Regions from separate parts of the Homo sapiens genome. Here region 1 is linked to region 2. Evidence: chromatin loops called from intact Hi-C (ENCODE). Cell type or tissue: natural killer cell. All regions are shown on one strand. Each heading gives the region's core, and the rest is flanking DNA. Links, peaks and the distances in the headings are about the cores only. Region 1 overlaps MCM9 (minichromosome maintenance 9 homologous recombination repair factor). Region 2 has its middle 15 kb from the start of GOPC.

What was found. Hi-C counts contacts between places; a loop is a spot of excess contacts. Peaks named below come from ENCODE experiments on the same cell type or tissue, not always from the same donor. Only the 100,000 strongest peaks of a DNase experiment are listed, where the experiment ranks them.
Region 1: a loop joins it to region 2, with 4 times the contacts of the local background. A loop is called at or near these places in 2 of 110 quality-filtered maps.

Annotation. Positions count from the first base shown.
Region 1 is chr6:118,799,272-118,815,437 of GRCh38, forward strand. MCM9 (minichromosome maintenance 9 homologous recombination repair factor) reads right to left here. Exons shown (of 14, transcript NM_017696.3): 14 at 14,184-16,166. The coding sequence ends at 15,553. Among named protein-coding and RNA genes, the nearest start is that of ASF1A, 87 kb to the right of the region's middle. In natural killer cell, for the core only: a CTCF peak has its summit at 9,706; DNase peaks (open chromatin) are centred at 9,700 and 11,330; H3K27ac peaks cover 3,219 bases.
Region 2 is chr6:117,609,214-117,625,379 of GRCh38, forward strand. It overlaps the pseudogene NEPNP. Among named protein-coding and RNA genes, the nearest start is that of GOPC, 15 kb to the left of the region's middle. RefSeq lists enhancers at 6,388-7,128, 7,157-7,766, 7,787-7,866 and a silencer at 6,833-7,127. In natural killer cell, for the core only: no CTCF peak of the experiment used is centred there; DNase peaks (open chromatin) are centred at 5,188, 7,218 and 7,728; H3K27ac peaks cover 2,285 bases.

The sequences.
Region 1 (16,166 bases), core at 7,961-15,960, 1.2 Mb after region 2:
ACTTTTACACTGTTGGTGGGACTGTAAACGAGTTCAACCATTGTGGAAGTCAGTGTGGCGATTCCTCAGGGATCTAGAACTAGAAATACCATTTGACCCAGCAATCCCATTACTGGGTATATACCCAAAGCATTATAAAACATACTGCTATAAAGACACATGCACACATATGTTTATTGCAGCACTATTCACAATAGCAAAGACTTGGAACCAACCCAAATGTCCAACAGTGATAGACTGGATTGAGAAAATGTGGCACATATACACCATGGAATACTATGCAGCCATAAAAAATGATGAGTTCATGTCCTTTGTAGGGACATGGATGAAGCTGGAAACCATCATTCTCAGCAAACTATCACAAGGACAAAAAACCAAACACCGCACGTTCTCACTCATAGGTGGGAATTGAACAATGAGAACACATGGACACAGGAAGGGGAACATCACACACCAGGGCCTGTTGTGGGGTGGGGGGAAGGGGGAGGGATAGCATTAGGAGATATACCTAATGTTAAATGACGAGTTAATGGGTGCAGCACACCAACATGGCACATGTATACATATGTAACTAACCTGCATGTTGTGCACATGTACCCTAAAACTTAAAGTATAATAATAATAATAATAATAATAATAATAATAATAATAAATCCTCACTGGGATGTCATGTTCACAAGGCAGGGACCAACCGTGCCTATCTTATCATTCATCATCTCCCCAGTGCCTAGCACAGTGCCTGGCATACAGTAGGGGCTGGATAAATGCTTGTTGTTGATGCTGCAATCCGACAAAGGAGATATTGTGCTGCTTTGCTGGTGTACAGCAGCTTAGGTTTTGGCGGTCACAAAACTAGTGAGTAGCAGCAGCCAGGCACCCAATCCAGTGCTCTCTCCATCCTCACACCTGTATGGATGCTAAACTGTGCATCGCTCTGTGCAGTCTATCACTTGTGTGGGATTCTGGGATTTTTTTTAAAAAAAGCTTCTGATGAACAATATCCCTTTGAGGACCTGTGGATTTGGAATCTGAGTGCCTGCTCCCCACCTCCCAAAAGAATCACATTATTAAATGTATATTCTTTCAGATTACAGGTTTCTATAAAATGGACCTTGACCTCATGGCTCAGGGGGTTTCAAAGCCCTGTCGCAGCCTTGCTCTCTAGGTATGCATTTTCAAAGTCTTCAGAAGATAGAGCGGTTTTTCCAAAATGATCAAAGGACACGCCTCCTGAGGCGCCCTCCCCTTCTCCTGGCCCACTCCTCAGCTGGCCTCTGCGTCTGCCAGAAGTGCTCAAATGAGGCTGATTTCTGAAGAAATGTTTTCATCATAAGAATTGCAAGCAGGCAAGCCTCCGGCTTTTGCTTGTCAATGCACGCGTTTCCAGCCTTTTTAGTTCCTTTATCAGATACTTCCTGCCCCCTAGTGGTGGGAAGCAGCAAAAAGGACAGGCTGACCTAGATACTGTTTCCAGAGCTGACTATTCAGCCGTTAGAGCAATCATTGTTCGAAGCAAGCAAGAGCAGGAAATAAACAAAAACCCTTTCACGGTGGTGCTCCAGGGTCTAGTTGTTAATTTTTGAGCGAGGAAAAGTTGTTCATGAAAAAATATATAGTATTTGAGCACATTTGATGGAAAATAAAAAGGAATCTTTTGCAGGGCCACACCTCGCCATCCTCCAGGGTTGTCATTCTCAATGTGCTCTACGTGGACGGCTCTGCCCTGCGTCGCCAGGTGCTGCCACCCTGCAATGTCACTGTATTTCTTAGATGCTGAACCAAGCCCAAGGCAAGGACTCCCCTGCTCTGGAATGTGTGAGCAGCTGCTGAGGTCTGCATGTAGAGGAATAATTACCACTTTCTGTGGAACGAATACTCAACTTAGGACCAAATAATAGCAATCTAGGAAATTTAGAAATAGTAAAGATTTTTGGTTTATATGTAATGGATGTTGCTGCTGTTCCAACCTTACAAAGTAAAGCTGTCTGCTTCCCAAATTCCAAAAATTAAAATACTCCTCCACCTCATCCTACCAACCAGTGCCCTTTGGCTCACTCTCATCTCGACACAGGTGCTGTAGCTTAGTACACATCAGGAAAGGGCTGCCCTACACTTTTCTTTCCGGAAGCAAACAGTGAGTGAATGGGAGATGCACCAAGAAACCTTATGACTTCGGCTACCTGGTCATGCCCTGCCTTTGCTCTGACGGTCACATTTCTTTTGGGAGCTGTCCTAAGATGGTTGATGGAACACGGGCTTTGGAACCAAACAGTTCCAGCTCCACTGCAATCCATGTATTAGCTGTGTGACCTAGAAAATTCACTGAGCCCCTCTGATCCTGTTTTCATCCGTAAAGCAGGGCTAATGATACTTTCCTCACAGAATTGCTATGAGAACTAAATAAATATCTCTCTGTATATCTTGTATCTATTATACATACACAGTCATGTGTCACTTAGCGTTGGGGATGCATTTTGAAAAATGCATCATTAGGCAATTTCATCTTTGTGCAAACATCATAGAGTGCACTTACACAAACCTAGATGTATAGCCTACTACACACCTAGGCTTTATGGTGTAGTCTATTGCTCCTAGGCTACATACCTGTACAGCATGTTACTGCACTGAATACTGTAGGCAATTGTAACACAAATAAGTATTTGTGTCTCTAAATATACCTAAACACAGAAAAGGTACAGTAAAAATACCATAAAAAGACAAAAATGGCACACTTGTATAGGGCACTTACCATGAAAGGAGCCTGTAGGATTAAAAGTTGCTCTCAGTGAGTGAGTAGGTGACGGCTGAGTGAATGTCGACTTAGGACATTACCATACACTACCGTGACTTTATAAACACTGTGTACTTAGGCTACACTACATTTGTTTTAAAAATATTTTTCTGGGCCAGATGTAGTGGATCATGCCTGTAATCCCAATACTTTGGAGGATCATTTTAAGCCAGGAATTTGACCAGCCTGGGCAACATAGTTAGATCCCATTCCTACAAATAAATTAAAAATCAGACAGGTGTGGTGCCATGTGCCTTTAGTCTTAGCTACTTGGGAGGGAGGAGGATTGCTTTAGCCCAGGAGTTCGAGGCTACAGTGAGCTATGGTCACACCACTGCACTCCAGCCTGGCAACAGAGCAAGATCCTGTCTCAAAAAAATTATATATATATATATTCATTCAACAATAAATTTTAGCTTATTGTAAATTTTTTCCTTTCTAAACTTTAAAATTTTTTGACTCTTTTATAATAACATTAGCTTAAAACACACATTGTAGACCTGTATAAAATTACTTTTCCTTATATCTTTATTCCAAAAGCTGTTTACTTTTTAACTTTTTAAGCTGTTTTGTTAAAAACAAAGAAACAAAAACACATTAGCCCAGGCCTATACAGGGTCAGGATCATCAAGACATCACTAAGTGACAGGAAATTTTCAGCTCTGTTACAATCTTATGGGAGCACCATGGTAAATGTGCTCCATTGTTGAGAGAAACACTGTTGTACGGCACATAACTATTGTGTGTGTGTGTACACAAAGTGTCTAATATGATGCCTAGCACACAGCAGGTGCTCAGTCCCAGTCACTTCCTCCACCCTCCCACATCTTCACCATCATGGACTCCCCCAGGTCTCTCCAAGCCTGGGAGGACTGCGGTCCTTACACTCCACGAGGCCCAGCAACACCCTAGCAGTCTTCGTATTCTGCTCTTGCTCCGGAGAGGGGCAAGACTACTCAGCTCACCGGATTCTGAGATTTCTCAGGTCCAGCTAATTTTTGTATTTTTAGTAGAGACAGGGTTTTGCCATGTTGACCAGGCTGGTCTTGAACTCCTGACCTCAGGTGATCCGCCCACCTCCACCTCCCAAAGTGCTGGGATTACAGGGGTGAGCCACCACGCCCAGTCCCAAGTTCCTTTCATTGGCTTAAAAAACAAGTTAGAATTGGCTCTGGGTGCAAGGAAGGTAGGATATGGTGACAATAGGCTCCCCCAGTAGGGAGAGAACTTACTGGATTCAGTGCCTGGCAGCTCCGGCCACATCCTCTTCCAGCATCATGTGCCAAAATGCTGCCAGCTACCCCGGAAGATGCTCTATCTACTAACCTCTGCCTTCGAGCTTCCCTCAGGGTTCCCCTCCATCCCACTGAAACAGGGAGCATGGTGGGGGGGTGGGCGGCAGCGGAGGGGACACCTGCTGACCATTACTCTTCCCACTCTGTACCATGGCTTTCTGTTCCACTTTTGGTCCTGGAATTCTAAACCCATCTATACTTGGGGGCAGGGTGATTTTTGAGCATTTTAAAAAACTCTTACTTCATAATTATATAAGCTGACAAGAGTTAATACAATGAAGCACACTACATATATCCATTAAATCTGACAATGAAATCAATTAAGAAGGTATCATTAGGCCAGGTATGGTGGCTTATGCCTGTCATCCTAGCACTTTGGAAGGCCAAGGTGAGAGGATTGCTTGAGGCTAGCAGTTCAAGACTAGCCTGGACAACATACTGAGAGCCTGTCTCTACAATAAACATTTTTTAAACGAGCCAGACATGGTAGCGTGCATCTCTTGCTTCAGTCTCCCAAGTCCTACCTATTTGGGAGGCTGAGGTGGGAGGATCACTTGAGCCCAGGACTTCAAAACTGTAGTAAGCTATGATTGTGACACTGCACTCCAGCCTGGGAGACAGGACAAGACCCTGTCTCTAAAATAAAAAAAGAAAAAATATTTTTAAACATTCACACCTCACAATTGCCCTTTATAGTGAACTGCATCCTATTTTGGCCAGATATTTTCCCTAAGTCACACATGGCTCCCCCTCAAGTCTGACTCTAATGTGAAAACAGCCTCTTGTGTTCAGTCAACATTAGTGGGAAAAGCTGGGAGAAAGAAAGAGATGAGAAATGAGAAATGTAGCTGAATGGTAATTCTTCCCTCAAATATTTTAAATGTCTCATTCAACAAATATTTATCGGACACTTACTATGCCCAGACACACCACTAATCATTGGGGGTACATCAGTGAGCAAAGCAGGCAAAAGCCCCGCCCTCATGCAGCCTGAGAAGACATGCCATGCTAGGCCACATCAGCGCCCAAAGGCAAAAGGAGAAATCAGGAACACTGATCTTGTCTATTATTTAAAAATCCGATAATCTGTCATGAATTTTTGTTTTGATTTTTTAAAATATTGTGCCAAAATATTTATCTGGATTACTGAATGTTTTGTGTCCCCTTAAATTCTGTGCCTGAGGCAAGTGCCCCACTCCTCTTACCCCAGTCTTGGCCTGAGACAGACGGGAGTAGATGCTGAGGTGCACTGCCCACATTTCCAGTTGAAGATTGATGAGCCCACTTTTTCCAGCTGCTGAGAGTGTTGGCAGCTGACAGCTCACAGCTGAAGCCCCCTCCAGAGACTGCCTTCAGCTGCAGACAGTCCCAGCCCAAAGCCATGCCCCCTTCCCCAGGGCAGCCCACAGCTAATGATTGGTCAATATGGAGACAAAAGGTCCCAGAATAAAACAGAGGCCAGGTGACAATGCTTAAGTGTCAGGTGCAAGGTAGAAGCAAATGTTTCAGTAAGCCGCAAGGTCAGAGTGGCAGGTAGGGCAATGGACTCACAGAGATCTATAGAAATGGCTAGAATCCCTAGAGGCAAGACAGAAGGGAAGTCAACAAGGGTATTGCAGAATCTGTGCCAGTGGTCTCGAAATGCAGTTCCCTACCAGCAGCATCAGCACTACCTGAGAAATTGATAGAAATATCAGTTCTCAGGCCCCAGTCCAGAGCTACTGGATTAGAAACTCCAGGGGTAGGGCCAGCAATCTGTGTTTTTTTAACAAGACCCCTAATCAATACAGCCAGAAGAAAGGAGGTGGCTGAAGGCAGCTGTGCCACTAAAAAGTCACAATTCTTCCAGCCTGGCCAACATGGTGAAACACCGTCCCTACCAAAAAAAAAAAAATAATAATAAATTAGCTGGGTACGGTGGTGCGGGCCTGTAGTCTCAGCTACTCCGGAAGCTGAGGCATGAGAATCGCTTGAACCCGGGAGGTGGAGATTGCAGTGAGCCAAGATCATGCCACTGCACTCCAGCCTGGGTGACAGAGTGAGACTCTGTCTCAAAAAAAAAAAAAAAAAAAAAAGTCACAATTTTTTAACCAGCTTCTGTACCTGAACCAGTTTTTGGACTCAGAGCCCACTGACTGGAGGAAAGGCCATGGTTATGTCCCTGGTCCTTGAAAGTATAACTGAAATGGACAATAGGTGGAGTGGGCAGAACACTCACATGCTCACATTGGCTCTTTGGCCTGTGGCAAAAGCTATCACGGTGGGAAAGGATTCTCAAGCTGCCTCCACACATCCCTCTGGGCAAGACTGCAAATTAAAAACTTCCTGGGGCAAATGGCAGAAGTTAGTGCCACCCTTAAAAACCTAAAGGAAGCAGAGTGGTAGTCCCCAGCAAATGTAAGTCATTATGTCTGGCCCCTACACAAATCAGATAGATTCTGGAAGACGTTAGTAGAGTACCCCAAGTTCCACCAACCAGCAGTGCCAATTGCAGGTACTGTGCCAGATGTGGCATGAGCCACAGCCTCCACCACGGCAGCTGATCTGGAAGGAGCAATTGATGTCATCTCTTTCCTCTACTATCCATTCTCAATTTCCCTCATCCTTGGTTAGTACCTAGAACAATAAAATAATAACTTTTATATGAGATGGTAAAGATGCTATGATAAATTGGATAAGAGGAAGAATGTTTTGCAATTTTCAATAGGTTAGGCATCACTGAGAGATGACATTTTCATAAAGTCTTTTTTTTTTTAAAGAGTCTTGCTCTGTTGCCCAGGCTAGAGCTCGATCTCAGCTCACTGCAACCTCCGCCTCCCAGGTTCAAGCGATTCTCTTGCCTCAGCCTCCTGAGTAGTAGGGATTACAAGTGTGCACCACCATGCCTGGCTAATTTTTGTATTTTTGGTAGAGATGGGGTTTCACCATGTTGGTCAGGCTGGTCTTGAACTCCTGACCTCAAGTGATCCACCCGTCTCAGCCTCCCAAAGTGCTGGGATTACAGGCATTAGACACCATGCCCCGCCATTTTCACAAAGTCTTGATGAATATGAGTGTGATTCCCTGATAATTCAGGGGAACAGAGTCTACACAGATGGAACAGCAAGTAAAATGGCCCTGAGGCTGGATCATGTCTGGAATATTACAGCACCAGCAAGGAGGCTGGTGTGCAATGTCAGAGGTAGTAGGTGGCCAGACAAGTAGGGCCTTAGAGATCATTATAAAGACTTTGGCTTTTACCCAGAGTGAGATGGGCTGATAGAAGGTTTGAGGTAAGTAACATGACCTGACTTTACCTATGAACAGGATCACTGACTACTGTGCTGGGAATGGCCTGTAGGGAGGTGGAGTGGCAGAGCAAGAGATAATGGTGGCTTGAACGGGTGTGATACAGTAACTGTGGAAGAAGTGATCGGCTCCTGGATATATTTTTAATAGAGATGCCATGGAATTTTCTAACAGACTGAATGTGAGGTGCAACAGAAAGTAAATTGTCAAAGATGACAAGTTTTTGGCCTAAGCAACTGGAAGGATCAAGTCTCCATTTAATTTACCACGATGGACCAGCCTGGGAAAGGAGCAAGTTCAGGGGAATGAGAGCAGGAGTACAATTTGGAATAGGTTGAGTTGAGATGGCCTTTAGATACTTAAGTAGAAATATTGAATAGAAGTTAGATATAGGAGTCTGGAGTTCAGGAAAGAAACCATCACGTAAGATGGGTGCTGAGGGCCTGAAGATTGAAAGAGAATACCAAGGGCGTGGGTGGGAATAGAAAAGGGCCCTGGGTCACTCAAACATTCAAGATCCGAGAGACGTGGAGAAAACTGGGTAAGGAGTGGAAAAGCTGGGGAGACTAGAAGACATTAGCAAGGAAAATCACAGGCATATAATGTCCTGTAAACCAAGTGACATAGGATTTCGGGGAGGGGGAAGTAATCAACTGTGTAGAATTAAGTAAGATAAGGACTGCAAATCGAGCATTGAAGGTCAGTGATGACCCTAATAGGAGTTTCCATGCAGTGGTAATGGCAAAAACCCACTGGAGTGGGTTCAGGAGAGAAGAATTAGAGACAAGGGGAATAGCCAACTCCTCTAAAGTTTTGCTAAAAGACGGAAGTAGGGTCGAGAGAGGTGTGTTTAAGATGGGACAGATATCAAGATGTTTGTATGCTGGTGGAAGGGGTACACTGATAAAGCAGGAGTGCAGAGAAAATTGCTGGAGCTATGTCCCAGAGGAATGAGGGGCAAAGGGGATGGGATCTAGTAGGCAGGTGGAAGGCTTTCTTTGGCTAGAGCATGGATAACCCATGTCTTGTAATGGGGAGAAGGCAGGACACATGGTGCAGACTGCAGCAGAGGTGATGTGTGGCAGTGGGAAGTGGATGAAGAGCAGGGCAAAGTGAAGTTCCTTGTAGGTAATATTTTCCTCTCACTTTATGAATTAACATAGGTGTCACATCACTGGCTAGTAATGTAACTTTGATCAAGCTATTTAGTGTCTCTAAGATGCAATTACCTAATCTGTAAAATGAGGATAATGTTACCTATGCCATAGATTGTTGTGAGGATTAAATGAGTTAATACTTGAAAAATGCTAGGCGAATAACTAGCACATAGCAAACAACCAAAATAGATAACTTTTACCCTTTATGAATAGATATTATTTTCAATGGAGCAATAAGGAGGGAAGGAGTTAAGAAACATATGTTCCAGAACTTCATCTTCTTTCAAGTAAAAAGACATTTTTAGAAAAATCATTTAAACATTGGAGCTTTTCTCTCATTTGTAAAATAGGGTATCACCTGATCTATAAATAGTACTAGTTGTGTGAATATTAATGTTGTCATATATTAAATATGTCTTGAAAACCTTAAGTACTAATCTTATGATGATTGATATTACTGTTATGTTGTAACTAAAATTTCACTGGGGGCAAATAAGTACTTAAAATCAAAATTTCATTGCTTTTGTAACCTTTATGAAGAAGTAATGATTAGTGGGAAGAAAAACAACTGGACAGTGTCTGGCAGGGACCTTTTCATTCAGGATGGATCACGTTGTACAATTTTCTTTCCACTGTTACTAGTTCTTAGGGGCAAAGTCTACAAACAAGGGAGTCTCTCCAGGGATGTACTGTGCCCCAGGCTACAGCATCATTCCCCCATTCACAGAGTCCCCTCAAAGGCAGCAAGATCCCTCAAAATAGCTTTAATTCTCCTGCTGAAAAAGCAACTTCATTTCCCAGAGTGATTAAATAAGATCATTAGAGGTCAAAATTGCATTACTCCTCAGTTTAAAATTATTCTTGACTATCATTCCTCTACAATTTTAAACAGGATTAAAGCAGGCCTAAGACACTTTCGCATTTTCCTCTCCTCATATTGGATCTAGTCCCTGTTTTATTGGCAATTGTAAAGTTGAAAATCTGGAAAATAATATATGTATCTCTTAACCACAGAGATTATTCCTAAACATATTTCAGAGTAATACTCTTTACATACTCCCATCTACTTTGACTTTCATTTAAGTATTTTTAACAGCTATGCTGTAGTTATGGTGAGCAATATATACACAGGAAAACGGAAGTTTGATAACTAGTGACACAATAAGTAGCTCCCTCTGTGGCCTGTGGCCTAAGCTGCACTTCTCGTATAGCCAAAAGTGGTTTGCAATCCCTGTAAGGTACCTAGCTGCTATCAGGTCAGGAATTTACCTAGCTCCTTGGGAAAGATGACCCAAGTGCCTTAAAGCTCTCTTAATTCAGTAATTATAATAGAATCAATAGAAGTGGTATAATTATAGAACCTTAAACCAAAAGCTCCAGGGAGATAGAGATGCGGTAGACTGGCCAATCACTGCCTCCCACCCCACACTCTCTGAGACTGTCTCCACCCAGAGCTCAAGCAGCTGTGTCTATACCAGGTGGCCACTCTCCTCATCCTCTACTCCCTTTCAAGCCAAGATGAACCCACCAAGAATCTGAACTAAAAAGCTTGAATCAGAAAGATGTAGGTAGGGCATCATCTGGCAAGGTCAGAGAAAGTCACAGCTGGAGCCAGGCCCCAAAGTAGTTCAAAAGCCAGAGGGTAGCTGGAGCAGATAAGCCTTGAGTGAGCACAGAACGTGGGGCTGCTGGGAGGAACAGGAAACTGGAGCACACTCATTGAGAGAGGCAACAACACGGGACCTTGAGGATCCAGGAGAGGCTGAGGGAACAGTTTCAGTCCTGACTTTCCAGTTCTGGGCCCATGTGGCCTGGTGAGACTTTGTTGCCTGTCCTTAATGAGACTCCCTGCTGTATCCCTACAGCAAACTTGCCTTTATTTCAGCTAGCTTCTGAGGGTTTCCTTTTCTGTAACTCAGCAATATGTAATAGATAGGCCTGATCCTCAGCCTTTATGGACAAGACCGCTGAAGACGGCGAAGCCACACTGTTGGCTAGTTCTAGAACCCAATTTGCCTTGTTCTTAGTTTTGTTCTATTACCCAGTCTATGTTGTTTTTTTTTTTAAATTTGAGACGGAGTCTCACTCTGTCATCCAGGCTGGAGAGCGGTGACACAATCTCAGCTCAGTGCAACCTCCACCTACCGGGTTCAAGCGATTTTCCTGCCTCAGCCTCCCAAGTAGCTGGGTCTACAGAAGCGTACCACCTCACCCCACTAATTATTGTATTTTTAGTAGAGGCGGGGTTTCACTATATTGGCCAGGCTGGTGTTGAACTCCTGACCTCAAGTAATCTGCCCACCTCGCACTCTATGTATTATTGAGCACTGAAAAAGTTAGATCTCAAAATAGTAAGCAATATTCCAGCATTGGTTTTGCTTATCATGAAAACTGTAAGTTAAACCAAGTTTGTTCCCACATAAAAACACACCTGATACAAATGCTTGCTTTCTGTCGGTTCACCTCTACCAAGGAATTGCAATTCCAACTAAACATAAAGAAGAGTGGCCTAAAAATAATTTGCATTCACAAGATATAGAAATTACTCATTTCTCGGTAAGTCCTGGCCCAGTATGTATATCCCATTTCCTCCCTTAAACTGTATCTTGCACCGGACTATTCACAGACACAATTTTTTAAAATTTAGTTTAATATCTGTCAAGTTCACTTTTATTACAAATATTACCCTTAGATGCATTTTCAAGCCTTTAAGGAAGAGATGTGGCAGTGGAACAGATACAAGAACTACTGAGTGTGTCATAAGGGGCGGTTGCCACCACTTCCTGTGCATGTCCTCTGAGTGACAGTGAAGAGGATGTGTGTGGGTAATGGCTCCCCGTATACCTGGGGGGCTATGTCACATGCAAGACAGAACACTGACAGGAACACCCCAATTGGAGTGGGTACTAATGTGAGCCAGGGCGCTTTTATCTTTCTTGAATGTTAATAAGGAAAGCAAGCTCAGAGGATGGTTTTGAACACTGAGGAAGAAGCACTGGCTTAGCTTCCTACATTGTGATGTTAATAGGTTTGGAAACTGGTTGTTTGGTAAGTTGCATCTGAAAGGTTCACCAGGTCCCAGGAAGTCTCTAGTGACCTAGAATTCAAGGTTGGATAGTTTCTGAACTCCTAAATATTGTGAACTGGCTAAAGGCAAGCTCTCTGAGTTAACCTAGGATTTTCTCTAGCATTCCACCCGTTAAGCAGAAGGTTTAGCACATGGAGAAGGAACAGAAATCAAGTATGCCTACAGAATGTGTAAGTTTGTTAGAATTAAAATTTGTCAACCAAGAATAAATGTTTAATGTTTTGGTATACCTTCAAAAAAGTTTAAAATTTGCATTAAGCCACAGAGTTAAAGATATCAGAATAATATGTTTGTTTTGCTCATATTTCTATAAGACACCAAAAATTACAATAAAATTCCTATTATACATTTTAGAATACTACATATGCACTGAAGATTAATCTTTTACAGTATCAGAAAATTCCATTATCTCATATAGTTACAATAGAATTTAAATTCTGGTTTAGCCCTCTCACAGATAAAATTAAGTATAGTTTTTATTGTGTTTAGATAATTTTACATTATTAAAATGTTTTCAAGAAGTACACTGGGACTGAAATCAAAATATTTTGGCAACTTGATTCAGAATTAAAGGTTTTTTGTTTGTTTGTTTGTGAGACAGGGTCTTACTCTGTCACCCAGGCTGGAGTGCAGTGGCATGATCTTGGCTCACTGCAACCTCCGCCTCCCAGGTTCAAGTGATTCTCCTGCCTCAGCCTCCCGAGTAGCTGGGATTACAGGCGCCTACCACCACACCCAGCTAATTTTTGTATTTTTAGTAGAGACGGGGTTTCACCATGTTGGCCAGACTGGTCTTGAACTCCTTACCTCAAGTGATCCACCCACCTCAGCTTCCCAAACTGCAGGGATTACAGGTGTGAGCCACCGCACCCGGCCAAAGGTTATTTTTTACACCTCTCTTTATTGAACAGAAATGTGACCTGTGAGACTGTTCATATTCCCCCAAGACAATCCATGTGCTTCCTTGATACACACATTAAAGACCATACAAGAGAAAGTTTTAGTCATCATGAAATCACGTCTATAACAAAAGTAGGACACAGCAGGATAAAACATGACCTCAGGACATCAAAACACTTTCCAGCTCTGAACCTACTAAACTTGACCCAACAGCAGTGGAAGAACTTTTGCCCATTAGTGACTCTCCTGAACAGGTGACCCTGAGGCCTAGAGTTTGGTCTCTAACACTACTGACCTTCAAAGGAAACAGAGTACCTTGGGGATAGCTGACTCCATGACATGGAGCATGAAGAAATCAAAATGGGTATGGAACATCCTGTTGTTTTCGGATAGCATGGATGCTTTTATAGAAGCATCAGAATGATGAAAGGACATTCAGGTCAACATAAAGGGACTCTGACCAAGCTGTGAGACTGAGCATTAAATATAAGCACAATGAGGCAGTTATAACACATAACAGTCTGTGATAGAAGTTTAACATTTTAGTAAGAAGGATGTTTATACAGGTTGAATATCCCTAATCGAAAAATCCCAAATCCAAAACTTTGTGAGTACTGACATGATGCTCAAAGGAAATGCTCACTGGGGCATTCTGGATTTTGGATTTTCAGATTTGGGATGCTCAACCAGTAAGTATAGGTATAGTGCAAATATTCCAAAATCCAAAAAAATCCAAAATCCAAAACATTTCCAGGCCTAACCATTTCAGATAAGGGATATTCAATATGTATTGGGTATTTTATTTCTTCTAATAATTATGTCTGTTTAAAATATTTAGGTATGTAGTTATTTCTATCTGGGTAAGTACCAAAGAATAAACATATGGAAGTGGTAATTTGGCCAAATCTTGACAGAAGGTACTAAAATGGAAAGTGGATTGATTAGCACAAAATAATAGGATGCATGGTGGGCACAAATTATAACCAGGTAGAAGGTGGCATTGGCAGTCATACACAATGACCAAGGAAGAAAGACAATTCAACATGTAATTTAAAATATGAATTACTCAGTGTCCTAAAGAGACAAGGTAACTATGAAAATTAAATCTCTCATTACTAAAAATGAAACCTCTAAAACCAAAAGTCCCAATAAAGAATACAAATATTTTAAATAACATAACAGATCAAAATACCCTAATGACATGCCAATAGGTTAGGTACTGTCAGCCATGCAAAACCTAATACATAATTACTGCAAAAGATACCAAGTTTCAAAGACAAAAATTCATAAGACATGGACTTAAAAATTTACCATTAAAAAAAGTCAGCTCCACACTGTGGCTTAGGTTTGAGTCATCCTCATCTAAATAATCAGACCACGCCCAGATCAAGATTCAGCTGGTCAAAAACCCACTTCCATTCCTTTTCCTTTAGTTCTGGTAAGAACACTGAAACCCAGGAAAGCAATAAAACTGAAAGATTAGGAATATATTAAGAATCATAGTATACTGGTAAATTATTAAACAGGTACAGAAATAATAAATTTTATAATCATTGTTTATATATGTCTTTTATCAGCTGTTTAAGGTGTTTCAAACTTCAGAGAATGGTACTCATTATGGCCAATCATTTCAAGACTCAGCCACACTAAATTTGTACTCACAGTTTAAATTTTTTCAGAAAATTTTATTAGTGAATTTTAGAACGTTTAAATGCTTAAGAAAAATTGGATTTTCTAAATTTGTTTTCAATGCGTGAATTGAATGAAGTGAAAATTAAACAAAATACATATAGTTTTGAGTATTCTATGTCCAAAAGTCCCTCTGACAATTAAACAATCAGTTTACAAATTCACACTTCAGAAGAGAAAGTCCATAATTACTGAATCCTAATAACCCTTATTAGAATCCAAAGGAATAAGTGATTTTAAAAGCACATAGAAAGACAAAGCTTGAGGTTATCTATTCTGACCAAAAACAGTATATAATTTCCTTGGTTTTAAAGACAAGTGAATCACAACTTAGTAGGAATCACATTTCCATATTAACCAGCTGGGTAGATGAGACATGATGTTTGATTGAGACTACCACATAGTCTCTCTTCTTCATTTATTTTATTTTTAGAGACAGGATCTCACTCTGTCACCCAGGCTGGAATACAGTGGTGTGACCACAGCTCACTGTAACCCCGAACTCCTGGGCTTAAGCAATCATCCTGCCTCAGCCTCCCCGAGTAGCTAGGACTACAGGAGTGAGTCACTGTGCCTGGCTCATACTCTCTCTTCTTCTAATCACAGTATTTTACTTGGTTGAAGGTAGGCCCCCAAGAGAAAAAAGAATCTGAAGTACAAAATGTTGGCTCAAGAAAGAAAGGACAACTCAGAAGGTCAGTACTTCAGAAAGGTACTGTTTGACCAGTGGCCAGATCTCTAAGAACATCATGGAATTGTAAGGATACCTCTCAAAGAAAGAAAAGCATTAGTCACATTTAACCTGATCCACACAAATCAATACAAAAATAATACTAGAAAAATAGTCTGATTTTGGCAAATCATCCAAGTGATTATATTCACTGTACTTAGCCCATTCCAGGTGAAAATACAAAAAAAAAAAAAAAAAGTAGAAAAGAGTTCATCTGCCTTGTTAGATTTATGAGTGCTACCTTCTTGACATTTGTTCCTGAGTGAATGAAAGAAGAAATTAATCTAGGGAAGAACCTCTCCCCCTTAAAAACAAAACAAAACAAAAAACAGAAACAGCTTCAGGAACAGGAATACAAGTACTCCATTTGTAAAATTAAGCACAACATAATTAATTCAGCTCAGCTGCTGGTATCACACTGACCTCAACTGATTATACAACTTTTTAAGTCATGAAGATTAACCTGAAATTAGAAAGCCTTAAGGGGGAGCCAGTATTCAGAGTGATCCTCAATATGGCCAATTGTTCTATACATTTATAAATACCATATTGATATCCTGAAGGTCCTCTGTGGAGTTGAAGAAGGTGAGATTTGACCAGAAAGCTTTTCCCAACTATGACTTTTTTCTCATCTCTTCATCCCAGTCACAATCAAATGCTTCATCACCTAGTTCTGGTAAAGTGAAGAGGGATTCTTTGGAAACAATCAGTTTCTCGGTGGACCCACGGAGCTGAAAAGATTTCCTTTTACTGACACGCATTGGAGCTGTGGTTGTAGGAGGGGAGCTTGGGCCTCTCTCACCTCGGTTCTTCCTTTCAGGAGGAGGGGATTTTGATTTGGATTCCGATGGGGGAGTAAAGCAGAAGTTTGCCAATCTGGCTAATGTGCAGGCATGAACCTTGCCGCTTTTATTACTGCCTGAAACCTCTTCCTTTTTGTCTCCCTCACAAGTAAGATGAGCACACCCAGTCTCGTTCCCAAGCTCTAATTCAGGCTGAATAATCCTCTTCTCAGGGGCACACATCACCTTCTCTCTTGGTCCGTGTTTCTCTGGTGGCTGCTGCGACACCTCCTTTGTCTCACCCTGTGGCTGACTGGAGATCTGGTTTCCTGGGGTAGATGTTAACTTTCCTGGACGCTTCACCGGCAAGGCTGCGTCTCTTCTTGTTCTACGCTGGGAAATTTTAGGACTATGAACTGCTATTTTAGTTGCACCAGGTGACACAT
Region 2 (16,166 bases), core at 3,701-11,700:
TATGAAAGTAATAAAAATGATCCACACATCAAAAACAAAGTTAAATACTCCTTTTTTTTTTTTTTTTTTTTTGAGACTGAGTCTCACTGTGTCACCCAGGCTGGAGTGTAGTGGCACAATCTCGACTCACTGCAACTTCTGCCTCCCGGGTTCAAGCGATTCTCCTTGCCTCAGCCTCCTGAGTAGCTGGGATTACAGGTGTGCGCCACCAGGCTCGGCTAATTGTATTTTTAGCAGAGACAGGGCTTCGCCATGTTGGCCAGACTGGTCTCAAAATCCTGATGGCAGGTAATCTGCCTGCCTCGGCCTCCCCAAGTGCTGGGATTACAGGCGTGAGTACCTGGCGCTGCCAAATTCTCCTCCTAACTACAACAGAAGTTTCCGCATATTTATTTATCCTGGTATGATATGCCTTCTATGGTCATTACTCTCAAAATACTACATGCAAGATATTAGGTAACTTCAGAGTTTAGGCCAATTATTTCTTGCCCTTTGCTTTTAATAAATCAGGGAAGGCCAGTATCCATCTCATAGAGGTACACATTTGTTATGTACAGCAGCATTTTTAATGACGGCACTATGGACAGTTTGGACTCCATAATTCTTCATTGTGGGGGCTATCCTGTGCATTGTAGCCCCCACAGTGAAGCAGCATCCCTGGCCATTACCCACTAGAGGCCGATAACACTGCCCCTCTCCCCCGTATTTTGATGATAATCAAAAATAATGTTTCCAGTGGAGAACATGGTGGCACCCCTGTAGTCTCAGTTGCTCTGAAGGAGTGAAGTTGGGGAGGTGGAGGTTGCAGTGAGACAAGATTACATCACTGCATTGCAGCCTGGGTAACACAGAGTCTATCTCAAATAAAACAAAATAGAAAAGTTTCCAGAGAGAGAGGGAAAATAAGGATAAAGAAAGCAAGAGAGGGATATCCCAGCTACTTGGGAGGCTGAAGCATGAGAATGGCTTGAACCAGGGAGGCAGAGGTTGCAGTGAGCCAAGATTGTGTCACTGCACTCCAGTCTGGGCAAATAGAGTGAGACTCCATCTCAAAAAAAGAAAACTAAAAAAAATAAAATGAGAGGGAGTATCCAGCCTAGAGAATCTGAACAAACAATCTACTCCAATCCAAATTCAAATACAAAGCATATTTCTTGAGATTGCTATCTTTCTTGTGTTGAAAGACTAAAGCTAGATTCTGAGCTCTATTTTGAACACAGTTGCTGGGTGTGTCGTTGAGTTGCCATACTTGAGAGGCACCCTTGTTCCTTCACTTGGTTCCCTCTTACCCAAAGGAGTCAAGTAATAACAATCATGTAAGGTGTTGTTAAAATCTTTGGAAAAAAGTACTGCATGCTTCACACTTAGCCTTAAGCTCCAGAGATAAAAACACGAGAGCTTTATACTTGTGGTCCTTAGTCAATGTGTGAAAACTCCAAAAGTCGGCAGAAAGTGAACTAGAAGCTGAGCAATGGTGGCAGCTCCTGTATTCCTCCTAGCATAATAAAGATGAGACAGGCTTGCCATCTCTAGAAGAGGAACAACAAAACATGTATGTCCTTCAAGCATAAAGGCTGTACCTTTGTTTTATATTTTCTCTGCAGTCTGTAAGTATCAACAAGACTTTGCCTGCTATCAAAAAAAAAAAAATTGACTTTTCAGCTTAACCTAAATAAATAGGTATGTTCTGGGAAAAGACAGATCTTTTATTCTTCAAAACATTCTGAAGCTTTTTATGATCAAAGTTATTTACATTTATAATGCTAAAATCAAAAAACAACTTAAAACTCCACTAGTTAGAAAGTAGTTAAATTATAGACAGTACTTTTGATGGACTATTATTTAGACATTTAAGTTTTTATTTATAGAAACTGAAATAATATGCAAAAATATAATAGTGAAAAGAATAAAATGTAAAGTTATGAGTATGTTTACAAACATGAGAAAATAAAACTTCACAGTGTAAAATATTATAAATAATGCTAGAATTGCAGTAAAGGTATAGAAATGCCATGAAAAAGAAGAAAAAAATTATATAGTGTAATTTCAAGGCTCAAAGAAAAAGGAATCCTATGGTCACCAACAAAGGATGAAGAATGGAACTCATCACTGTGCTGCATAACAGAAAAATTTGCTGTTATCAATGGCAGATGAGAGGACAGGATTTTGCAGGCATTTTATTTCAAGTAACTGGATATGTATTTACCTTTATAGTAATGCAGAAACATGTGCAATAAGTATTACTCTTTGTCTTTTCAAAGCCTAAGCATAGAAAAGAAGAAACTGGAAATGTGATGTTTGACTTTGGGATGTGACTCAAGGTGACAATTCTTCCCTCCTTGCTGTTTTTTTTTTTTTTTTTTTTTTTTTTTTTCCAAATTTTCTTTCATTGAGCATTACTTTGATTGCTAGAAATTCTAAAAATCAAAAAGAAATTCTATTACTCAACAAAAGAAACAACAAAGTGTTCTGAAAGTCAGAATAGTTACCAAAATCTCTTTACCATTCCTTATCTGTGATAGTTAAAGAAAACAGAGGAAAAACAATTATTAAAAAGAATACAAGTCTTTGGAGAAAAGCACACAGAAATCCTTACTCTGGAAATAAAATAAATTGATTATTTGATCAAAGAAACTTTTAGCTTCCGTGAAAGGAAAATATCCTGGGCCCCCAAAATCACTAAACTAAAGGTAAAAGCCAAGCTGAGAACTACTTAGGGCAAACCTGCCTCCCATTCTATTCAAAGTCACCCCTCTGCTCACTAAGATAAATGCCTATCTGATTGCCTCCTTCGGAGAGGATAATCAGAAACTCAAAAGAATGCAACCATTTGTCTCTTATCTACCTATGACCTGGAAGCCCCCTCCCTGCTTCAAGTTGTCCCACCTTTCCAGACCAAACCAATGTTCATCTTACATATGTCGATTGATGGCTCATATCTTCCTAAAATGTATAAAACCAAACTGTGCTCTAACCACCTTAGGCACATGTCATCAGGACCTCCTGAGGCTGCGTCATGGGCGTGTGTCCTCAACCTTGGCAAAATAAACTTTCTAAATTAACTGAGACCTGTCTCAGAATTTGGGGGTTCACATTTTGGTAACCAAGGAGGGATTCTGAGTGTAGGTGTCCCTCACCTTTGACAAATCTCCTATGGGTGCTTGGTACCAGCTTCAGCAATCTTTATGACTCAAACCAATAGAACAATTTGCTGAGGCCTGGAAGCATCCCCTCCAGAGAATCCCTGATCTCCCAAAATTTGGTTGAGAACTAGTTTATTTTGCTGTACAACTTTTTTTTTTTTTTGGAGTTTTACTTGTTTCCAACACAAGGAAGGCAAGTTTTTCTGCTTCCACTACGATGGTAGGCAGTGTTATATATAAAGTTTTGGTGCCGCAAAAGAAATAGCACTCGAATGTAAAATTTTCGTTTAATTCTCAGCAAGGCAAGGTACTTCTATAGAAGGGTGCACCCTTACAGTTGGAGCAATGGTGAGCGCACACCTGGACAAGGGAGGGGAAGGGGTTCTTATCCCTGATGCACGTGGCCCCTGCTGTTGTGTCGTTCCCCTATTGGCTAGGGTTAGACAGCACTGGCTAAGCTAATTCTGATTGGCTGGCTAATTTAAAGAGAATGAGGGAGTGAGTGCTTTGGTGGGAGTCAGGGCAGAGCTGGTAGCAGGTAATTGGAATGAGTTAGGGTGGAGCAGGTGATTGGAATGAGTTAGGGTGGAGCAGGTGATCAAAATGAGTCAGGGTGGAGTAGGTAATCGAAAAATGTTGCTTTACAAGGAAGTTAAATTTAAAAGTAGAAGGCAAAGAATTGAACATACTGACATATTAATTATTTGAAAAGAAATTTAGAACTCATATCTAACAGCAGGTAACTCCTTTGGGGAGTTTGAGCTTGCTTCCAACGGGAAGAAGAAGTTTTCTTTCCCTGCTTCTAGGAAGGTAGAGAGCAGTCTTCAGCTTGAGACCCAATCCTAGATAAGTAAGTGAATTGTGGTTTGTCTTGGCTAAAGTTAAGATTAACAACCAGCTGGTCTTAATTTCTCCTTACCATTAGAGCGCTCAGTAACTATATAAGTTGTGTGATCATTTGTTTTGCTTAACTTTTTTATTTGCTGCTGTTTGTTTCTATTTTTGTTGTTGTTTTGGTCTTTTTACCACTGGGTTTGATCAGCTCTATCTGACCTGATTAAATCTGAAGGAAGTTCCAAATTACAGGGAACGAGGCCTCTGAAGTGGCTAAATTCCTACCAAAAAAAAAAAAAAAAAATGGTGGTGTGGTCGGGGGGGAAAAATGGCCAGCAAAAGGGGAAAAAAAAGAGGAAAGATTTTTCATTTTGACTACGAAGGGGCTTTATTTACATAACAAGGCCACCTTTTACTAGCCAGATCAAGCTGAAAGAGCAATGGCTATACTTCTGAAATTGCAGCAATTTTTCCTAGTTGAAATACGGTAATGACATTTTAAAAGATTTTTTTAAAGCAACTCAGTGGTTAAAAGTCAGCTTAATTAAAAGCTAACATCCAAGATGTGTGTGTGTGTGTGTGTGTGCATATGTGTGTGCCCGTATTTAAAAGGCCTTCATGTTTTTGTTTTTGTTTTTCTCCTAAAACCATGTCTCTTTTTGAGCAAAAGTTGTTTTTTTCTTCCTCAGTTGACTGAATTCTGTTTTCTTCATTTACTTCTGCTGTCTCTCCTTTCTCTTGCACCCTCTGCTGCATAAGGGACTTAAAATAGTTTATAATAGCCTGGGGCTCCTTAAAGAAAATGAAGGCACCAGACTCCCTTTTGGGGAGAAACCTGTTTTTCCTTATGGGGAATCTATTTAATTACAGGGATATATTCTCCTCCAGGGGCGGTCTCCAGTCCTCTCTCAGGAGGGATCGCGCTCTTCTGCCTCATTGCAGTGGCTTCAGGGATGAGAAATTGAGACCCACCCAGTGTGACAAATAAACCTGGACTCTCAGCAACGCAGAGAAAAAAAAAGAAACTGGCCAGCAACCTAGCCACATATGTCTCAGTTCTTAAACTGCTTAATTTTATATTGTGTTAACTGCTTTTTTATTTTTGACTAAAATCATTACCACAAGAGAAGTTACTCTTGGGTTTTAAAGGAAGAGTGTGGTTTAGACACTTAAAAGTGTCTTTAAAAATTTTTTTTCAAGTGTAAAAGCATCACATGGTCTAACCTCACAATAATTTTCCCTTTTTGAAGATTTACAATTCAGTATGGGCTCTGCCCAGAGCTTGGAGATCCATAGATAGTCCCTATTTAAATAAGATTGGTCTCCTTATACAATCCTATGATAGATTTCTATAATTTTATGTTTGATTTTGCATCCACCTTTAATCTTCCTACAGCACCACCAAACTTACTCTTTCTGTACCTTATGATGTAAATTTTGCTATTTGAATTTCACTTGAGTTTTTTACTTTAACATGCAAATTTAAGGCTATTTAACTGACTACTGCCTAGGGTTGTGAAACAGGTTATCAAGAATACAAAAGTCTCAGATAGGGAAAAATAAAAGGTTTTTATAAATCTATAAAATGTACTTCTATCGGCATGCCTAATACATTTAGGTATTTATGCATTGCCAACACAATATTTCACTACTGATATAAAAGAGGTCTAATTAATTGGCTTAAGAAAATAAAAACACTTGAATCAGATCCTTTATCAGGAAAAAAGAAAAGACTAGTCAAATGCTTTCTTATTTACATAAGCAAAATCTTTAGTAAATAAGCTAGCTTTAAAATTATTGGTAAAGTAATATTAGAAATGTCTGAAGAATTGCCAGCATACATATTTGTTGCATTTATTAATCAAGCAATTTCATACTTATCCCTGCCAAATACTACAAGGTGTCAAAATTGGGCATAGAGGTTACGAAACTATAAACCCGGCCCAAGACAGAATGATCTTTGCTTGTGTAATTTTTAATAAATAAGACATTGATATTGGTTTAATAAAGATAGCTACATCTTGAATTTAGTAAGATTACCATAACTTCTAATCTTGCAGCTTTAGCTGGTCTAGTCCACAGATGTAAAAAGTAAAGCAGAGGTTCCTCTTCAAAGACTTTCCTCCCCATTTAATTAGGAATAAATAGTAACTTCTCTTAGAAGCAAAATTTATTCAAAGACCTGTGCTAACATTCTTAAATATCTGCTAGCTGTGATAAAGAAATCAATGCACTTTATGCTCTTAGCTCCCACAATTTAGCCTAAATATTTGCCCTGACATACTTATACTGGTCCAAGCAAGCATTAGGTCATAGCATATTCCTCTTCCTTATTTGAAGCTGTTTTTACCTTTCTCAGCATTCCACAAGTTACTTCTTCCTTCCTTTGTTCCCCTCTACCTTTGCCTCTTTTAAAAAGTTCTAAGTTGCTAACCAGTCGGGACAAATACAGAATGTAAGGTCCCATTCCAGCCAGTGGAAACTGGACACAGCAGTAGGATGGACATGTCAGGTTATAAATAACCCTGTCTCCTTTGTTCGGTGTGCTCTCATGGCAAAACTGCTGGTGAGTGTATCATTTCTACAGAAAGTATAAAAATGGCCTTGCTGAGTAAATTAAATTTATGTTCAAGTGCTATTTCTTTATGGCACTGGGGAACAAGCATTTCAAACAATTCGGTGGCAATCCATATGGGGATGTATTCTTCTCCAGGGGCGGTCTCCAGTCCTCTCTCCTGAGGGAGTGTGCTCTTCTGCCTCACTGCGGTGGCCTCAGGGATGAGAAATTGAGACCCACCCAGTGTGACGAATAAACTCGGACTCTCAGCAACGCAGAGAAAAGAAAAGAAAGAAACTGGCCAGCAAGGTAGCCACATACCGTGGTGACAACTCCATGCACAGACCAAGGAAGGAGAAGCCGCAGGGGCCAGTAAAGTATTTCCTTGGTGGTCGGGACTAAGGAAAAAGCCACAGGACTGTAAAGCATTCCTTGGTTAGGACATACCAAGGAGAGAGAAACCACAGGGGCGGTAAGCATTCCTTAGTTGGGACTAGGGAAAGAAAGCCGCAGCAGGGCCGTGAAGTATTCCTTAGTCGGGATGTCTTGCAGGTTAAAAAGAGGTGAGAAATACCCATGGGGGCGGGGCTTGAACCTCAGAAAGAGGTGAGAAATCCCCATGGGGGGGCTGAACTTCAGAAACAGGTGAGAAATCCCCATGAGGTGGGCAGGATGGGGGAGTTAAACCTCAGAAAAAAGTGAGAAATCCCCATGGTGGGGGGCGCTGAACCTCAGAAACAGGTGAGGAATCCCAATGTGGGGGGTTGAACCTCAGAAAGAGGTGAGAAAGCCACGTGGAGGGGTTGAACCTCAGAAAGAGGTGAGAAATCCCCATGAGGGGGGGTTGAACCTCAGAAAGAGGTGAGAAATCCCCATGAGGGGGGATGGAACCTCAGAAAGAGGTGAGAAGTCCCCATGAGGGGGGGTTGAACCTCAGAAGGAGGTGAGACATCCCCATGGCAGGGAGTTGAGCCTCAGAAAGAGGTCAGAAGTCCCCATGAGGGGGAGTTGAGCCTCAGAAAGAGGTGAGAAATCGCCATGGTGGGGGTTGAACCTCAGAAAGAGGTGAGAAATCCCCATGGGGGGGGTTGAACCTCAGAAAGAGGTGAGAAATCCCCATGACGGGCATTTGAAACTCAGAAAGACGTGAGAAATCCCCACGAGGGGGTTTGAGCCTCAGAAAGAGGTGAGAAATCCCCACGGGGGGGGGGGGGGGGTTGAGCCTCAGAAAGAGGTGAGAAATCCCCATGGGGGGGTGTTGAGCCTCAGAAAGAGGTGAGAAATCCCCATGGGGGGTGGGGGTTGAGCCTCAGAAAGAGGTGAGAAATCCCCATGAGGGGCTTTGAACCTCAGAAAGAGGTGAGAAATCCCCATGGGAAGGGGGGGTTGAAGCTCAGAAAGAGGTGAGAAATCCCCATGAGGGGCTTTGAACCTCAGAAAGAGGTGAGAAATCCCCACGAGAGGGTTTGAACCTTAGAAAGAGGTGAGAAATCCCCATGGGGGGGGTTGAACATAAGAAAGAGGTGAGAAATCCCCATGAGTGGGGTTGAACCTCACACAAACCTCCCGTAGTAAGAAAAATATTCAGAACCCCCTTTTCTTTCCCTTTAGGGGAAGAAACAGTAGCTCCACTCCCGCTGGTCCCTCCCCTAGGGGAAGGGGAAAGAGAGGGGAAAACAGCAGCACAGGTCACTGGCAAAGACAAAGGAAAGACCAGCAGAGAGGAAAAAGAAACTAGGAGAGGAATTCAGAGAGAAAGAAAGCAAAAACAGCAAGCACAGCACCAAACAGCAAGGCAGGCATGCCAAGAGTTAGGTCCCACTCCCCAGCCTGGCTCTATGTGAAAAAGAGGGCAGGGACCAGTGCCAGGGGGAGAGCAGAGGAGGTGAAAGGGGCATAATTCTTGCAATTTGTGGCAGGCATCTGCCAAGCCTCTGGGCTGGTGACTGCCCGGGGCCCGGACTGCAGCTGCGCAAATCCCACCCACCCCGAGAAACTAAGTAAGAAGAAAGGAAAAAAGCAAAAAGGGGAATTGGGAGAAAAAAAAATAGGAGAAATAGATGGCAGCATGTGCACAGGGGTGGGGCCCATGCTGTGGCCTGGCCCCGCTGGTGGCAGGAGTGGGAGAACTCGGGAGGGGAAAGGGAAACGGGATGACACAGAGAGAGAGGAAAATAGAGTGCAAATGATAGAGAAATCAAGGGAAAGAGTAAGAAAGAGAGAAACTGGAGGAGACAGAAATCAAAGGAAGACACAGAGGGTGAAACTAGGAAAAGAAATAATGTAAAAGGAAGGCAGAAAGTTAAGACATGTTGAAGATTGTCTGTGAAAGTCATAAGAAATGCTATAAAAGGGAATTTATGCAAGAAATATTGTATAATTTAAATAATTAGGCCTCTTGGATGTAAAATTATTTTTAAAAACCCAGATTATGTACAAGGTATGTAAGAAAGATAAAATATACTTTTAATAACAGGATTATAAGGAGGCATAAGAATATGGATTTTTACCTACATTAAAAGGTTTAAAAAATTTTGTTTTAAAGGTTTAAACAAGTTTTAAAATGTTAATTGTAAAGGAAATTCTTTGTGTAAACATATTGGCTAAAGCTAAAGGGGTATCATCCAGTTTTTCTGTGAACTGGACATTAACATAAAAGCACAGTAAATTTTTCTTAAAGCACTAACCTGCTCTTTAACAAAAATTATAAAAAGTTAAAAAGAGTCTATAAAAGTCTTACCTTATAGTCAGACATTAAAAGTGGAAATAATGACAATAAGATTTTATAAAAATTAAGTTTCACATTAATAGCACATTAATATAAAGGTAAAATTTAACTTATCTGGTATAAAATCATACAAAAAACATTGTCAAATATAAAGTGGTGTTTAGCTTTCCTTCTTTCTTTTTTTTTTTTTTTGAGACAGAATCTTACTCTGTCGTCCAGACTGGAGTGCAGTGGTGTGATCTCGGCTCACTGCAAGCTCCACCTCCTGGGTTCCCACCATTCTCCTGCCTTAGCCTCCTGAGTAGCTGGAACTACAGGTGCCTGCCACCATGCCTGGCTTTTTTTTTTTTTTTTTTTTTTTTATTAGAGATGGGGTTTCACTGTGTTAGCCAGTATGGTCTTGATATCCTGACCTCGTGATCCGCCCGCCTCAGCCTCCCAAAGTGCTGGGATTACAGGTGTGGGCCACCGCACCCAGCCTGGTGTTTAGCTTTCTTAAGTCCCAAAAGGCAGCCAGGTAAGTCACAAGGCCCCTCAACCCCAAGGCCACAGTGTGCAGGGGCGGTGAAGGCCACAAGAAGGCCAAGACATTAAAAGGGAGCAGGGCTGCAGCATGCCCTGGGTGGTGCTGAGCAGGAATGGAGTGGGAGGCATCACCATGGGGCCTCAAGCCCCAGGATATGCAGCAGAAATTATATACTTAATTTATCTTCCACTTTCCCTTCCCTTGGAACTAAAAGTCTTTTAGTACAGGTACCACCCCTAGAAATCCAGCACACAAGCACCAGCCTGAAAACCAAGTCCTTATCAAAACATAGAAAAACCTCAAGCCACCCTGGGAAGAACCCTATTTTATGCTGTTAACCACTGAGACTGCCGTCCACACAGCCAAGAGAAAAATGGACCCAACATACTCAAGTCAAGAAAACATCCTCCTCTCAGAATCATGCATTACTGTACTAGGATCAGGCCCTAAGTTAAAGAAAGCTTAACTTTCATATACCTTCTATATTGCTTCCTTTCCTTTCCTTATTCTGTCACTAGTTCCTTTGTTATTAATATAACTAAGTCTGACACACCTTAGACCATTGCCTTTAATGCTTGCTCTGTCATACCTTGTGGAAATGTAAAAGATCAATAACAGCTAGCCTTTTTACACAAATATTTATGTCCCAGCCCTCTAATTGACACAGTTTCCCCTAGCACTCATTGTTGTAATGACCTAAAGCCAAGATGCTGATTTTCTGCTCCTACGGCCTGGCAACCTTGTAGTAAATGGGACTCCATCCTTTAAACTACTCAGGAGCAAAGTTGGACTTCCACGAAAAAGATTTGTGCAGATCTAAAACCCCTCATCTATTTCACTAAAACGGCTACCCCTTGTGACTGTCAGCCGTATCAGTGTAACCCTGTCCTTCTCTGTATCACCACCTCTACCTTAACTAACTCTAGACCTGCCCTTAGTCACTTCTATGGTATGGGGATTGACATAAATGGAAAAGACCCCCTAGGTATTTTTAAAATATGCATTATTCCCCCATCTTCCCTTCTTCAGTAGCCTCAGTTCTAGATCCCACACCGGGTGCTCCTACATCTAATAAAACTAGGGTGCCTATTGTAAAAATAATAGAGCTAAGAGAGACCTTAGCCATCAAGACAAAATATCAAGATGCAAATGCCTGGTTGGAATGGATTAAATACTCTGTTCACACTTTAAATAAAAGCGATTATTACGCTTGTACGCATGGTAGGCCAGAGGCCCAGATTATCCCCTTTCCACTCAGATGGTCTCCTCGTCAACCAGATATGGACTGTATGGTGGGTCTTTTTCAGAATCCCACTGCTTGGGATAATCCATCATGCTGAGCTCTCTCTGCAATTTCCTGAAATTCAACACCCTGCAGGTCAGCCCCTGAGGGCAATCCAGCTTCCACCTCTAAATGCCAAGTTTACTTCATGCATCTCATGGGAGGGGGAAAATTTGGTGTTCCTTGGAAGCATAAAAGGATGCAAGGAGCTCAAGCCTTTCCAAGAGCTTGCCCATCCATCCATGCTTAGCCATCCCCAAGCAAATGTATGGTGGTACTGTGGAGGACCTTTACTGGACACCTTGCCAAATAATTGGAGGAGTACTTGGGCTCTAATCCAATTGGCTATCCCCTTCACCCTGGCATTTCATCAATCTGAAAAGGTAAAAACAAAACACTGCAGGCCAAAGGAAACTCCTTATGAATCCTTTAATCCTCAGGTTTACATGAATGCTATTAAGGTCCTGTGAGAATGCCAAATAAGTTTAAAGCACAAAATCAAATAGCTGCAGAATTTAAATCCACGTTGTTCCGGTAGGTAAATAAAAAAAAATTAGACTACATAAACTATATCTATTACAATCAGCAATGATTCATAAATTACACTGGGGATGCCATCAAAGAGATAGCTAAGCAATTAGGACCTAGAAATCAGATGGCCTAGAAAAATAGAATAGCTTTAAATATAACATTAGCAAAAAAAGTTGTTTGTGTCATAATTAAAACTCAATGTTGTACCTTTGTTCCTAATAATACTGCCCCGACGGAACTATGACAAAAGCGCTACAAGGATTAACAGCCCTATCTGATAAACTTGCCAAAAAGTCTAAAATAAATAACCCTTTTTCTAAAATGATGAAACATTGGTTCAGTGGATAAAATAAAATTTTAACATCAATTCTCACCTTGTTTGTTCTTGTTATTGGTGTACTTATTCTTGTAGGCTGTTATATTATTCACTGCCTTCAAAGTTTTATACAAAAACTTGTCTCTACCACTCTTACAGAGTTAACTCCTAACTCTCCTCCACCCTATTTGGAAAAATTACTTCTCTTAGAAGGACAAACAAAGCAATTAAGTCAAAACATATTAAAGAAGTTTGAAGAGGAATTATAAAATAAAAAGGGGGAATTGTAAAAAGTAAATAGAGGTTCCTCTTCAAAGACTTTCCTCCCCATTTAATTAGGAATAAATAGTAACTTCTCGGTTAGACGCAAAATGTATTCAAAGACCTGTGCTAACATTCTTAAATATCTGCTAGCCATGATAAAGAAATCAATACACTTTATGTTCTTAGCTCCCACAATTTAGCCTAAATATTTGCCCTAGCATGCTTATACTGGTCCAAGCAAGCATTAGGTCACAGCCTATTCCTCTTCCTTATTTGAAGGTGTTTTTACCTTTCTCAGTATTCCACAAGTTACTTCCTCCTTCCTTTGTTCTCATCTACCTTTACTTCTTTTAAAAAGTTCTAAGTTGCTAGCCAATCAGGACAAATACAGAATGTAAGGTCCCGTTCTAGCCAGTGGAAACTGGACAGAGTGGTAGGGTGGACACGTCAGGTTATAAATAACCCTGTCTCCTTTGTTCCTTGTGCTGTCTTGGCAAAACTGCTAGCGAGTGTATCCTTTCTACAGAAAGTATAAAAATGGCCTTGCTGAGTAAATTAAATTTATGTTCAAGTGCTATTTCTTTACAGCACCGGGGAACAAGCATTTCAAACAATTGTAAGGTTTGTTTTGGGAAAAAACTGTTATTGTGTTTGTTTCAAAGCTGAACTGTAAACTAAGTTTCTCCTGTTAAAGCGAACTAAATATGGCCTGAGAAGGGACTCTGTACTTCTATATATGAGGCCATGTGGACGAACTGCAACCTAGTTTAATAGGTAGACAATATTGAAAACCTAACTTAGGAGTATGTGCCTGTAACAATAGCTGAGTCTTAGCCAGTCCCAGTAGCCATACTTCAACAATTCATACAGTGCTGAGTATTCAAACTGTGTTCAAATAAGGCAAATGCCAACCTGTAACCAATCCAGCCATTCTGTACCTCACTTCTGATTTCTGTATGTCATTTCCCATTTTTGTCTATAAATCTTCCACCATGTTGCTGTGCTGGAGTCTCTAAATCTGCTGTGATTCTGGGGGCTGCCTGATCCATGAATCTCTCATTGCTCAATTAAACTCCTTTAAATTTATTTTGGCTGAAGTTTTTCTGTTATCAGACGGTATCAGAAGTGGGATCCAAAGTAGAGCTTCTAGCAAGCCCTAGGAGCATTGAGTGAACAAACAAGGTACCTGCAGGACCCACTTTTGTCCATTAATCTCTCAGAGCAGCTGGGGATGATGGGTAAGCTCCCTCTCTCTCAGATTTCAGAGCTCCATGGATTTGTGCTTTTTGCCCTCTGAGTTTCTTCAAGCAACTTTCTGATCCAAACTGGGTTTAAGTCACAACAGAATCTGGGCTGGGTCCAGGAATGGATTTGATCCAGGAATTAACTGGCTTGGATTAAGTTAGAGGCTCCATATATCTGACTTGGTCAGAAAGGAACTGGTATTAAGCAGTAATATTGCAGGGGTTATAAAATTTGGCTTTTGAAAATTCATGGGGATTTTTGTGTTCTACCCCTTTGTTTCCTTTTGCTTGCATGCTTAGGAAAAATCATTGGCTAAGTCAATCAAGAGAACCTGAGATTAAAGCCAATATTTTAGGTAAAAATGGGATCCTTAATTTCTGGAAAACTGAGTTCTTTCTAGCTTATACATTATGCCCAGAAGGCAGTGAAGTCTTACAGAAACGGCAAAATCTTACTAAAGGTAACTTACTGTAGAACATTCCAAATGAACAACAATTCATTGAAGTACATTTGAAAATGAGGGCTCTCAGTAAAGTCCCTTTTGGCTAAGAATGGGTTTGGCACTATGGCATGTTAACCGCTATTCCCTTTGGATTAATCTGTCTTACACTTTTTTCTGACAGATATGGGTGACAGGATAAGGCATTTACAGGACCATGGGATATGGGGAGCTTTTTCCTCCCCAAAAGGGGAAACTTGAGACCTGATGGGACTGCTGGAAAAGATCCCTTTGCTACTGACAAGTGGCTGCCTGAACTTTTCAGTGTCACTGCAGTGGGTAGGTCTTTATCTGGCCTCCTTGAGCTATTCACCTTCCCCACCCTGCCACAGGCAATACTTTTCTCTCTCTACTTTTCCTTTCCTATCTTTTCTGTTACACAGGGCAACCATCTTGCCCAGAAACCACGTGTTGAAATTCCTAGTCAGAGGTTGGATTAAAGATGATGGGGGTCTCATCTGAGGGCAAATTTAAGCCTTGACAGTTTGATATTGGGAGTTAAGCAGAGTGGCTAATGTCTACGTTTCATCACACATATTTTGCTCTGGGCAGAACAAAAAAAAGATAATTTTCCTTTTTTATGCGGCTTGGCCCCTAGGTTGATGGTGCAGCAAGCTAGGTCACTAGGGCTGCTTAGGGAAGCCTAGTATGCTGGCAAAAGTGTTAGAATTCCTAGGTAGTCAGATTTCTGGCTTTTCTCCCTCTTTTTCTCTGTGCAAACTGGTTAAATGAGGGGTAAAAAGATACTGCTTATCTCCTCTGTAAAGTTTTGATTAATATGAAAAAATTCTGAGGCTGGTCTTAAGCTGTAGTGAATCTGGTGTGCTTTGTGTGTCTTTCTCTATTGTTCTGTAATAAAGAGTGGTACCTTAGGATAAAATGCGTGCCTAAAACCCCATAAGCCTGATGTTCAAGATGGCCCAGCAAAATGTTCAGTTATGTACTTGGGAGATTGAACTTGTAACCATGTGGCCGTGCTTTCTCTTTTCACAATGGTGGCCTGAGTTCAGGGTTCAATCCCTAGCTTAGGGGATGAGCCTTTCTGGTTGATATTTGGGTGAACTTGGCCATTTTTTGATTCTCTTCCCCTCCACCAGTTGTCTTGAATTTTCCTTTCTCAAAGCACCTGTGAGGTTACTTTTGGTAAAGTTTAAAAGCCAGAAATATCAGCTGTTTGGCCTGGCTAAAGTTAGGTAATAAGAAATTTTAAAAGGATTTTGTTAAAGAGTGCTATGGTTAAAAGTCAGCTTAATTAAAAGTGAATATTGAAGCTCTAAGAGCCTGGGACTCCTTGGGAAAAACAGAAGACACCAGAGACCCTTTCCTGGCCCTGTTCTTTCAAGGACTCCACCCTAAAGCCAGTAATCCAATTAAGAAACTTTAAAACTGGCAAATGAAAAGTCTTACAACTGCTGTAGTAATCTTCTTCTGTCTGTGTAGTTATATATGTGTTGTGTGTGTAATGTTTATATATAAGAGCTCTAATTAACTGGCTTAAATCAAAGTGCTTATATAAAATATTTGGAAGAAAAAAACTGTAATGACTTTTAGTTCATGTAACTTTAGTAATCTTTGGGAAATAAACACAGCTTTAAAGATTATTAATAAAATAAATACATTTAGTCTAAATCATGCAGGTCAGATATTAGGTTTGCTTAATGCTTTAAGGCCATAAACTGCTTTGACTTTTGGAAATTACTCAATTTCTTTTGGAGGCATTAAATTCTAAATAAGGCCTGGGGATATGTGATATTAGCCTTACCCCCTAGCTATGCAAAGACAGTTATAAAGAAAAATGTTTTATATAAGAAATAATATTGTATGGTAAATTCATGTCCTAAAGTAAAATGATGGTTGTTTAAAAGGAGGGATGTTTAGGACAAGTCAGAAAGTCCAAGTATGTCATAGATGTTCTATTTAAGTTGCAAAGGGATTTGTAAAGGAAAATTTATGCACCAAAAGTGAAAGTTGCTAAGAATTACCATTATAACATGTAATTAAGACTACTAAAAAAATAGGTTTACATGCAAGGTGTGTGAGGAGAATGAAATGTGTTTTTGGTAAGAGACTAGAAGAAGGCAGGGAATGTACAATTTTGTCTAGAGAGTTAAAGGACTATTTTAAATTAAATAAGATAAAGCTAAAGGTCTAAATGAGTTTTGGAAGGTTTGTAAAAATGAACCTTGTAAAAGAAATGATATGTGTGAACATATTAACTAAATTTAAAGGAGCACTATGCGG